Regions from separate parts of the Homo sapiens genome. Here region 1 is linked to region 2. A link is an interaction called in ENCODE POLR2A ChIA-PET data of the cell type or tissue named here. Cell type or tissue: PC-9. All regions are shown on one strand. Each heading gives the region's core, and the rest is flanking DNA. Links, peaks and the distances in the headings are about the cores only. Region 1 has its middle 13 kb from the start of SOST. Region 2 overlaps MEOX1 (mesenchyme homeobox 1).

Region 1 (5,373 bases), core at 191-5,190, 97 kb before region 2:
AGGTCAGAATGGTCGCCAGTTCCGATCAAGACAGAGCCCCGTATCTTCCAGGGACACTAGACAAGATGCCAGGACCACGCCTCCGCTCTGCCCAGAGGCCAAAAGCAGCCCAACAAGGTGAAGTGTTCTCTGCATGCATTACTCCCTGGGTCCCCCAAGATCGGCCTCCAGCTCTCCTCCACCCAGGAGCTGCTGTGTGGAGACAGAGACTGGCTCGGGGTCCCATTCCCCAATCCCCTCCCTTCCATCTGCTATGCCGCTGCCAGATGGATTTTACTTTCTCTGTTTTTTTAAAAAGCAAAGTTCAAAAAATATTTTAAACACAGGAAATTTAATACGTTAGCATTTTAGCTCCATCTACAGTATTTCTTTATTTTTTACACAGGGTTTCACTCTGTTGCCCAGACTGCAGTACAGTGGCACAATCATAGCTCACTGCAGCCTCTATCTCCTGGGCTCAAGTGGTCTTCCTACCTCAGCCTCCCAAGAAGCTGAGACTACAGGTGTGCACCACTACACCTAGCTAATGTTTTTTATTTTTATTAGAGACAAGGTCTCACTATGTTTCCCAGGCTGGTCTTAAACTCCTGAGCTCAAGTGATCCTCCTGCCTTGGCCTCCCAAAGTGCTGGGATTATAGGTGTAAGCCACCATGCCCCGCCCATATTTCTTTTAGATATAAAACCAATAGAAAAATTCTATGTATTTCTCTTTCCATGCCTTTCCCTCCATGGATTGTTTCCAAAGGCAACAATCCATGTTTTCATACCGTCCTACATATATTATTTATAATCAATATACAAACGTGCGTTTTTAAATTTCACACGCATTTTATCATACCATACATATGCTGAAACTCACCTTTTTTTTTTACTCAAAATTATGCTTTTAAGATCTAGCCATGTTGGATTATTTTAAAATCTTGAATGGTATTATATTTTATGACTATACCACTATTTGCTTATCTATTTTTCTTTTTTTTTTTTTTTTGAGACAGAGTCTCGCTCTGTCACCCAGGCTGGAGTGCAATGGCGCAATGTTGGCTCACTGCAACTTCTGCCTCCTGAGTTCAAGCAATTCTCCTGCCTCAGCTTCCTGAGTAGCTGGAACTACAGGTATGTGCCACCACACCCAGCTAATTTTTTGTATTTGTAGTAGAGACGAGGTTTCACCATGTTGGCCAGGCTGGTCTCGAACTCCTGGCCTCAGGTGATCCACCTGCCTCGGCCTCCCAAAGTGCTGAGATTACAGGCGTGAGCCACTGCGCCTGGCCTGCTTATCTATTTTTCTACTGATTTAGTTTGTTTCCAGTGTTTTCACCATCAAACCCAATGCACTAAGGAAGATGCCCGAATTTGTCTCCTGACGCGACATATGCTAGAGTTTCTTCAGGACAGAGAGGAGTGAGTGTTCTAATACAAAAATCTAATCATGCTATTTCCCCGCTCAAATTCCTCCATGGAATTTATTACCTAAAAGGTCAACTCTAAACTCCTTAGCTTACAAGTACATGATCTGGTATCCATCTACCTGTCCAGCCACGCATTTGACCGCTGACTTCCTTAGCACTTTGTTCTCTGCAATATCGTATTTCTCTTAATTTCTAAATCGCCCAGGGGGTTTCAAGCCTCTGCTTTTGCACATTCTCCTTAGTCTGTCTAGGATCCCCTCCTCCAACTCCTCTGGCCTGGAAATTCCCCTTCAAGTCTCCTTTTGAGGAGACTGCCTCCTCCACAGAGCTGACCACCACGCCACATCCAGGCTGTGTTACAAGATTGACACACAGGCTGAACGTGGCCGTCTCCCCTCTGGACTATGAGGCTATTGAGGACAGGACCCCAGCCTTTGCACATTTGTAGCCTCAGTGCTTTTGCACAGGGCTTGGCCAGAATCCGGGCTCCATAAATATTTGTTGAATTAATGGATGTTTGGCTGCTGGGGCATGATTTGAGCAGCAGAAATGAAAAGCCCAGCTTCCTCCCAGCTCAGCAGCAGGCAAGAACTTTGGGACAACTTTTCCAAAGCACTTATTTCATTCAAGACCCTCTGTAGCTTTGCAACCGTGGCGGGGAACGGGGCCCTTCCCAAGAAACCAAGTCCATGATTGTTTACCCTGGACATTATTAAACACCCACATTACAGGTATCTCTGTCATTTGGCCAACAATTTGGTGTGTGATGTTAGGTTATTTCTATGTCTGAAGAAAACAGCTCAGCTCTGACTAAAGAAATAAATGATAACATTTTTCTTTCAGGCAACCAGATTCCTTGGTACAAAAGGCTCCCTGGGGAGAAATGCCGGGACAGTGTGGCTCCTCTGAGGCTATTTACATCTGTCAGCTTCTCTAATCTCTTGCCTTCCTTCCTCTGTCTGTTTCCTTCCCTTTGCACAGAGCCCGGCATTGAGCCTGGTACTTACAGGGAGGGTGGTGGAGCCATCGTCCTCACGTATGCGCTGGGGATCGGGGTTGGTGGGGGGTGGCCAGTGGCATTTGGTGGGTTTTTTTTTGTTGTTAGAAACCAGCCTTAATTTAAGATAATAACTCTCCTTGTTTGCCAGTGATCGCTATTTGTAGGCACCTATTTTCCCTGGTCAATTTGGCTAAGATAAATCGAATCTAAAAGGGAACATTTTCTAAAAATGCTGCGGGGCAGTTTGCAGAAACTGGACCAAGGAACATCTTCCAGGTCACCTGTTCCATGATGGCCTGGATGCCCCCCTTCTTAAATGAGATTGGGGGCATAGAAACAGACTCCCCAGCCTTTTACGACAACACCTTTAAAGTGTCATTGAAACCTGGGGGAACAAGGACCCTGAAGAATCATTTGGTCTGGACTTTACTGAAAGATTCCAATTCCTGCATGGTCAGCCCCCGCCCCCTCTCCAACTGGTCTCTTGTCAGTGTCCTCACAACCCCCAGCCCAGCCCTGGCTCCCACCCTCCACCCACCCTGCCTGTCTGTTAGTTCCTCGAAAGCACCAGCTCCCAATTATGACGATGCTGTTCCCTCTGCCAGGGACACTCTTCTTGCATTCTCTGCCATCCATCTGATGTCGGCTCAAATATCACCTCCTCAGAGGCCTTCCCTGACCATCCCATCTAAAACAGGATTCCACTATTCTTTTTCCTAACCCTTGTCACAAGTTGTCATTTTATATTTGTCTCATGGCAGGTCTGCCTCCGCTGCCCAGTTGTAAGCTCTATTAGACAGGGACTGAGCTGGCTTGTTCTTGAGATCTGAGATCACAGAGCCTGGCCTGCAGCAGGTGCTCAGTATATCAGTATATGTTGGCAACTGAGTGAACCAGCAAGGGGTCGGTGGGCCCTGGCACAATTGCTCTGCTACCGCTAACACCACCACTAAGAATGTCATTTAAATACCAGATCATAAGCACCAACTTTAGTTCCAGGCAGCCCTCCTCCTGGAGTGGGAGCAAGAGACTCTCTCCACCTCATCCCCCAGGCCTGGAAAAATGTTTTGAGCTTTCAGTTGCTTATTCTTTTCTTCTTTATGCACAAGTTGTTTTCCTTTCCTCAATCGCTTTATTTCCCTTTTTTCTAGTAGTCACATCTTCATTAGAGATTTTATATTACAATATCATCATAGACTCCCTTTTAAATTTCCCTGGTCCTTCTGTTGCTGTCTGGGGAGACAGAGGTGCACACTCTGAAGTCGGTACCGGACCCATTCACACTGGCCCAGCTTCTGTGTGGCTGACCAGCCGTGTGTCATTTAATACCAGACTGTGTGGCTGACCAGCTGGGTGTCTCCAACCCCTCAGGGGCTCCACCAGACCCTTGGAATCAACCCCCTATGGTTCTCCCTTGGGCCCCTATCTCCTGCATGCATTCAACTCACCAACCACCACGTGCGCGGTTTCTGTTTTCTGTCCATTTGCCTAACGTCTCTTGAATCCATCCATTTCTCTCCAGTGCCACTTCCCTGGTTTGGCCGCCGTCTCCCTTGTCCTGGCCTCTGATATTCTCCTGGCCTCTGGACTCACCTCCTCTAAGCCAGTCTTCCTCTGGGCGCAGAATCTGATCCTGTCCCTCCTCTGCTTCCTGTGGCCTTAGGATGGAGAGCACTCACCTCAGCCAGGCCCCCAGGCTAAACCCGATCTGATGCTCCCAGCTCTCCAAGCCCTTCTCTTCTCAGATGCCTCTCTGGGCTCCTCTTAGTTCCTGCAAGTCCCGCACTCTCTCCCACCTCCGGCCTTTGGGCAGCGAGTCTTTCAGCTAAGTGGTTTTCCTACATCACCTTCTACTCCCTCCTCGGCTCTCATACATCCTCCTGGATGCCCCGCTGAACCTCCTGGGCCAGTTAGGGCCTTCCCCTGTGTTTTCCTGACAGATTGTAGTTTCCCTCATATTGCCTTGGCGAAGTGCCCTCTAACTGCCAATTTATTATTATTATTTTATTATTATTATTATTTTGAGATAATAATCTCAGAGTCTTGCTCTGTCACCCAGGCTGGAGGGCAGTGGCATGATCTTGGCTCACTGCAACCTCTGCCTCCCAGGTTCCAGCGATTCTCCTGCCTCAGCCTCCTGAGTAGCTGGGACTACAGGCACATGCCACCACGCCTGGCTAATTTTTGTATTGTTAGTAGAGATGGGGTTTCACCATGTTGTCCAGGCTGGTCTCGAACTCCCGACCTCAAGTGATCTGCCCACCTTGGCCTCCCAAAGTGCTGGGATTATAGGCATGAGCCACTATGCCCGGCCACCAATTTATTATTTCTTCCCTTAGACTGGGAGCTTCATGAGGGCAGAGGCTGGCTGTCATGCTCAGGGGTGCAGAGAAGATCCTGACTTAAAATTCCTGTGACTTGGACATGCAGGAGAAGCCAGACGTGAAGGATATAAATTGAACCAACTTGGACTGAAGATCCCAGCCAGGAGGATCTGCTCCCCCAGGAAGGGAACTGATTTGTCCTCGAGGCCCCTGGGATAGGAGAAGCCACAGCATCCTGTTGTTTGATCTTCTTATCTTCAAGCAGGCATGACTCGGTTCCAGAAATACAAGCCATAAGATAGACCTCCAGACTCCTAGAGACGATCTGAAGCTGCAGAAGCCCTCCACTGAAAGACCGGACCCACTGCCTACTCCTCCTGGCAGGTGCCCTGGACAAGGGCACAGACTTCACAGCGTTCAAGTGTGAAGGGATTGTCCTTCTCCAGCCCTGGATATTAAAAGGTCTACCCCGATGAGCCATGGAGGGACTCTGAGTGTGTGTGTGTGTGTGTGTGTGTGTGTGTGTGTGTGTGTGTGTTGGAGGAGTTGCTTATGGAAAATATTTTTCCTGCTCTTAAAAAGGGACTCCTGCCAGGCATGGTGGCTCATGCCTGTAATCCAAGCAGTTTGGGAGGCCGA
Region 2 (5,373 bases), core at 152-5,151:
TCGCCCAGGCTGGAGTGCAGTGGCACGATCTAGGCTTCCTGCAAGCTCGGCCTCCCAGTTTCATGCCATTCTCCTGCCTCAGCCTCCCGAGTAGCTGGGACTACAGGCACCCGCCACCACACCCGGCTAATTTTTTTGTATTTTTAGTGGAGATGGGGTTTCACCATATTAGCCAGGATGGTCTCGATCTCCTGATCTCGTGATCCACCCGCCTCGGCCTCCCAAAGTGCTGGGATTACAGGTGTGAGCCACCGCGCCCAGCCAGCATTACGCATTTTCATTCCAGAAGAACCTGCCTCTCTCCCATGAAATATCCCTTGAATTCCCTGGCCCCAGAGAGGCTGGGAGCCCTGCCGATGTCTCTTTAGGCACCTACAGGAGAGGAAAAGGGCCTGGACACTGGGGTGGGGCAGGGCTCAGTGAGACAGTCAGGCCAACCCCAGGAAGCCAGGGAGATCCTGGATGTGAACATCCAACCAGTCTCGGGCTGGCTCCATCCCAGTCTTGTCTATTTCGACGGGCTTTGACCCCTCCTTCTGAGGCTGAAAGTAGGAGAGCTTACGGGGACATCAAAGTGTCTATGCTGTGACAGTGCAGGAAGCCACAGACACCGTTTTCCGAGGATTTGCCAAGGTTTCACCTACTGATGTCATGCTCCAAATATTCCCTTCTTTTTCCCTCTCTGGGGAGTCCCAGGGAGAGAGATCTGAACCCAGACTCAGACAATGTCCCTAAGATAGGCACAGCCTCCATACTCATCCTCCCCCGAGGGCAGCGTGACATGAGGCTATAGCCCTAGACTGGTCCCAGGGGCCTTGGGCAAGTCATTTAGTCTCTGGATCTTAATTGCTCATATGTTCAACGGGCTAATGTGTACCTTACCTACCTAATGGAATAATTAAGAGGATAAAATAGGAGACAGCCCAATAGGGTGGAAAGAGCTTCCTAACAAGAAAATCTGGGTTCTAGGCCCAATTCTGCCCCTAACTTGCCGTGTGTCCTTACAGGAGTTCCTTACCTTCTCTAAGCTCACCTATAAAATGAAAAGGTGACATTGATCATCTCTAAGTCCCTCCCACCTCTACTTTCTATGATTCTGTAGTATCTGTGAAAGCCTAAAAGAAGTTCTCTTTGGAGGAAAGAAATCCCTTGTCAACTGCACAGTGCTATTTGAATGTGAGGCATTTGGCATCCTGTCTGATTTGGATATTAATTTATGTAAACTGGTGCCCTCAGAGTTGGACTGTAGAGTACAGAACTCCAGAAATGTTCAGACAGGGATGGGTCTGTCTGAACCTCCCTGTAGCTCTGATAAAGCTGTCTGCTCACTTTACGAAGGCCTGCCAAATGTGGCAGCTACATATGAAATAATTTGCCCTGGATGGTGTGGAAGCTCATGGTGGAAACCGCAATCACATGCACACCGTTTGCATTTCTCTGGGCATTTGACTGTTCCCTCACAGCCCTGCTCCAGCAGAGGGTGAGGGCTATGCAGGGGCTGGGGTGGGGCAACTCCTTCCTAATCACAGAGGCAGCCCACTGAGGGCCAGCATCCTCCCTCCGCAGTTCTGGAAGAGGCATCTGCGGCCCCCAAGAGAGAAGCAGCGCAGGAGTGATGTGGATTGCCATGTGACACATCTAGTTGTTGTGCCTGGAATTGTGGAACTCTGAAGGCTGCAGCAATAGTGGCCTAGGCCAGGTGCAGTGGCTCATGCCTGTAATCTCAGCACTTTGGGAGGCCGAGGCAGGTGGATCACCTGAGGTCAGGAGTTCGAGACGAGCCTGGCCAACGTGGAGAAACCCCATCTCTACTAAAAATACAAAAATTAGCCTAGTGTGGCGGCAGGCACCCATAATCCCAGCTACTCCAGAGGCTGAGGCAGGAGAATCGCTTGAACCCAGGAGGCAGAGGTTGCGGTGAGCCGAGATCCCGCCATTGCAGTGACCAATCTCCAGCCTGGGTGACCAAAGTGAGACTCAGCCTCAAAAAAAAAAAAAAAAAAAAAAAAGCTGAAAGGCCAGACATTTAAAAGATAACCCTTTCACACAGGTCTGGAGATGTGGTGCCTTAAGGAGCATAGTGCTCTAACTCTGCCCGTGAGTCATCTCAGATATAATCTCCAATAGAACTCTTTCTGATGGTTCTTGTGAACAGAGCTTCAGTGACATGCCAGGCACTGTGCTAGGTGTTAACGCCCGCTATCCAGCTCCTGTTACTTCTCAGCCTGATAAGCACAGCGGGTGTAGCTATTCCTGCTTTGCAAATGAGGAAATTGAAGCTCCAAGAACCTAAAGGACTTGCCCAAGATCCAAAAGCTCTTCCTCGGTGCCTCACTCACCTATGAGTGCTAAGGCCCAGGTTCACCAACAGGTCCTCCGACACGTCTGCATATATAACTTCCCTCCACACAGCTCAAGGCAGGGAGAGAGAAACGGCCCAGCAGAGCCCTGATCATTGAGCTGTGGGAAGGCTGGGGAGGGCTTTGGAACAGAGCACACAGCAAGACCTCAGATCTGACTGAAGGGAGGAACTAGGAGCTGAGACAAGAATACGTGAAGTTGGAAGAGCCTCAGACTTCATCAAGGCTAAGGGTTCTCAATGGAAGAGAGAGTAGGGAGTGTAGGGCATCAAGGCTTATGTTCCAGGAAGGAATTCTGACACCAGCTCCCTGGCAGAAACAGAATCCGGTCCAATCCCATACTTCTACACATGGGGAAACTGAGGCCCACAGAGGAGAGGAAGCCTCCCTAACAAAGTTGTACTATCCTGGGAACAGACCATCTTGGGAAGCATGAGTTAGTTTCTTTTTCTTTTCTTTTTTTTTTTTTTTTTGAGACAGAGTCTTTCTCTGTTGCCCAGGCTGGAGTGCAGTGGTACTCGTGGCTCACTGCAAGCTCCGCCTCCCAGGTTCATGCCATTCTCCTGCCTCAGCCTTCCCAGTAGCTGGGACTACAGGCGCCCGCCACCACGCCTGGCTAATTTTTTGTATTTTTAGTAGAGACGGGGTTTCACCATGTTAGCCAGGATGGTCTCGATCTCCTGACCTTATGATCCGCCCGCCTCGGCCTCCCAAAGTGCTGGGATTACAGGCCTGAGCCACCTGCGCCCCACCCAGCATGAGTTACTTTCATGTGGCAGGGTGCACAGGAACTGTGCCCATGAGCAGGGTGACCGAACAGCTCCCAGAAACGGCATGCAAGTGCTCATAGTGTTTCCATCTTGCTGAATATATTGCAATTTGTAATACTGTTGCAGAACAAAGAGAGCGTAACTTCCACTTCAACTTTCATAGCTTGCTTCCCATACTTCTGGTCCCTTCATCATTTCCAACAGTGGTGAACGTTGATCCCACTCTGGGAAGTTGACAAGGGACAACCGCCCTCCCAGAGCCAATATCCATCCCACCCACCATTAGTAGGTATTGCCCCCAGGTTCACACAGGGAGTTAGCTGAGACCGTCAGTTCCCAACCCAGACTTCTTCTTCCTGTTTCCTCTGCTGGAAATCGGCACTGGAACCCCAGAGGCTAAATCAGGGCAATAAGAGACAGGAGAGGAGAGGTGGCCAGGGATGGGGCATAGCTTGGCTGGCAGTAGTCAGCTGCCCTATTTGCAGAACTGGGGTGGGGGAAGTTATTTGGGGGACATCATGGGGCACCTGTGCACACCTAAGCAGGTCTTGGAGGAGGGTAGATGTGGGTAGCAAACAGGGTGGTGACCCCAGGACCTCTGGAAGGGGTGACAAGCCCAGCTGCCATGGTCCAGCTCCAGGCCCCAACCTGAGCCAGCCAGCCAGGAGATATGGAGAGCCTTGGCTCTAATCAGATGGATCTGGGTTCAAATCTCCCTTCTGTCACCTAAAAGCTGTCAGGCACACTGGGCAATTTCCTGGGCCTGTCTGAGGCTGGCTCTTCTGTATAACAGGATTATTTAGCAAATACTTAGCAAGTACTTTTTCCTCTTCTCTCTAGGAGAATTATGTGCAGAACTGGTTGGGGGCGCGGTAGGGGTCAGTTGTGCCAGGTACAGAAGCAACTATGGCTAGATGCTAGGGTGAGAAAAAGTGTTTCCCTGGGGAGACAGCTATTAATCAAATTATCACACAAACCCATGTTAAGAGTGCTAAAGGGGGTAAGAACAGTATCCACTCATAGGCCGCTGTGTGGTGAGGTTAAAGCCGCAGATGCCTCTGGGCACACACAGAAACCTTCAAGAAGTGCATCTGTTTCTATCCCAGCCCTTCAATGGCATCTCGTGGAGCTGATAAATTGGAGAATATATTTGTCCAGCACTTTTAGATTTTTCTTTTTTTTGAGACGGAGTTTTGCTCTCGTTGCCCAGGCTGGAGAGCAATGGCGCAATCTCGGCTCACCGCAACCTCCGCCTCCCAGGTTCAAACGATTCTCCTGCCTCAGCCTCCCGAGTAGCTGGGATTACAGGCATGAGCCACCACGCCCAGCTAATTTTTTGTTGTTGTTTGTATTTTTAGTAGAGACGGTGTTTCTCCATGTTGGTCAGGCTGGTCGCGAACTCCCGATCTCAGGTGATCCGCCCGCCTCAGCTTCCCAAAGTGCTGGGATTACAGGCGTGAGCCACCTTGCCTGGCCACTTTTAGATTTTAATAGCATGTTGCACACACATATTAACTCGTTCGGTCTTCCAATAACCCTAGGAGGTAGGTGAAATTTCCTCAATTTCTTGATGAGGAGACTGACGCCCAGAGAGGCTAAGTGACTTCCTCAAAGTCTCCAGCATGGAGATTCAGGATTCAAGCCTCTGCGGTCCTCTGGGCTATCCACTCCCCGCAACCGTGGAAAGGAAGGGCTGGGAAACACTAAGCCTCGGGACGGGAGAAGATTGGGAAACCAGTCCCCGACCGCGCCCGTCGTCTAAGCCCGGGTTTCCTGCCTCTCTCCGGGCCCGTGGGCCGGGCTGTGCTCCGGGAAGCCCGTCATCCGCTCGTGACCGACCCTCCCCGGCCCGCTGCCAGGAGGGGGCGCGGCGCTGGCGGCGGCCAAGGCCGGAGGGCTCCTCGGGGACCCCGGCCCGGGGCTGCGCGTCCTTCCCTGCTGCCCACGCTCCCGCTTCCGGAGGGGTCTGGACCTGCCTTCTCCGGCCTGGAGCCAGAGGCCGCCGGGCAGGCAGCCCGCGCCAGGAACTCGGCCCCCTGCCCTGCTCCCCGGGCGCGCCCCGCGGGCGGCCAACCCGGATCGGACGCGGACCCCCGGGCCAGGGTGCCACGACACCCCTGACCCGGGCACCGGGACTATCGGGCCCCTCCCCCGCCTTCTCGAGTTCCCGGAACGGTGGCACCCACTCCCCTTCCATCCCCCGGCGGAGGCCACGGACGCGCAGCGCGAGGTGGGCCAGGCGC

The links. Peaks named below come from ENCODE experiments on the same cell type or tissue, not always from the same donor. Only the 100,000 strongest peaks of a DNase experiment are listed, where the experiment ranks them.
Region 1: POLR2A ChIA-PET joins it to region 2 with 36 read pairs; 3 of 35 experiments call an interaction of 5 or more read pairs at or near these places.

The regions. Positions count from the first base shown.
Region 1 is chr17:43,742,723-43,748,095 of GRCh38, reverse strand. No RefSeq gene overlaps it. Among named protein-coding and RNA genes, the nearest start is that of SOST, 13 kb to the left of the region's middle. RefSeq lists a silencer at 3,973-4,132. In PC-9, for the core only: no CTCF peak of the experiment used is centred there; no DNase peak of the experiment used is centred there.
Region 2 is chr17:43,645,927-43,651,299 of GRCh38, reverse strand. The region is part of intron 1 of MEOX1 (mesenchyme homeobox 1); the gene reads left to right. Among named protein-coding and RNA genes, the nearest start is that of MEOX1, 13 kb to the left of the region's middle. In PC-9, for the core only: no CTCF peak of the experiment used is centred there; a DNase peak (open chromatin) is centred at 2,139.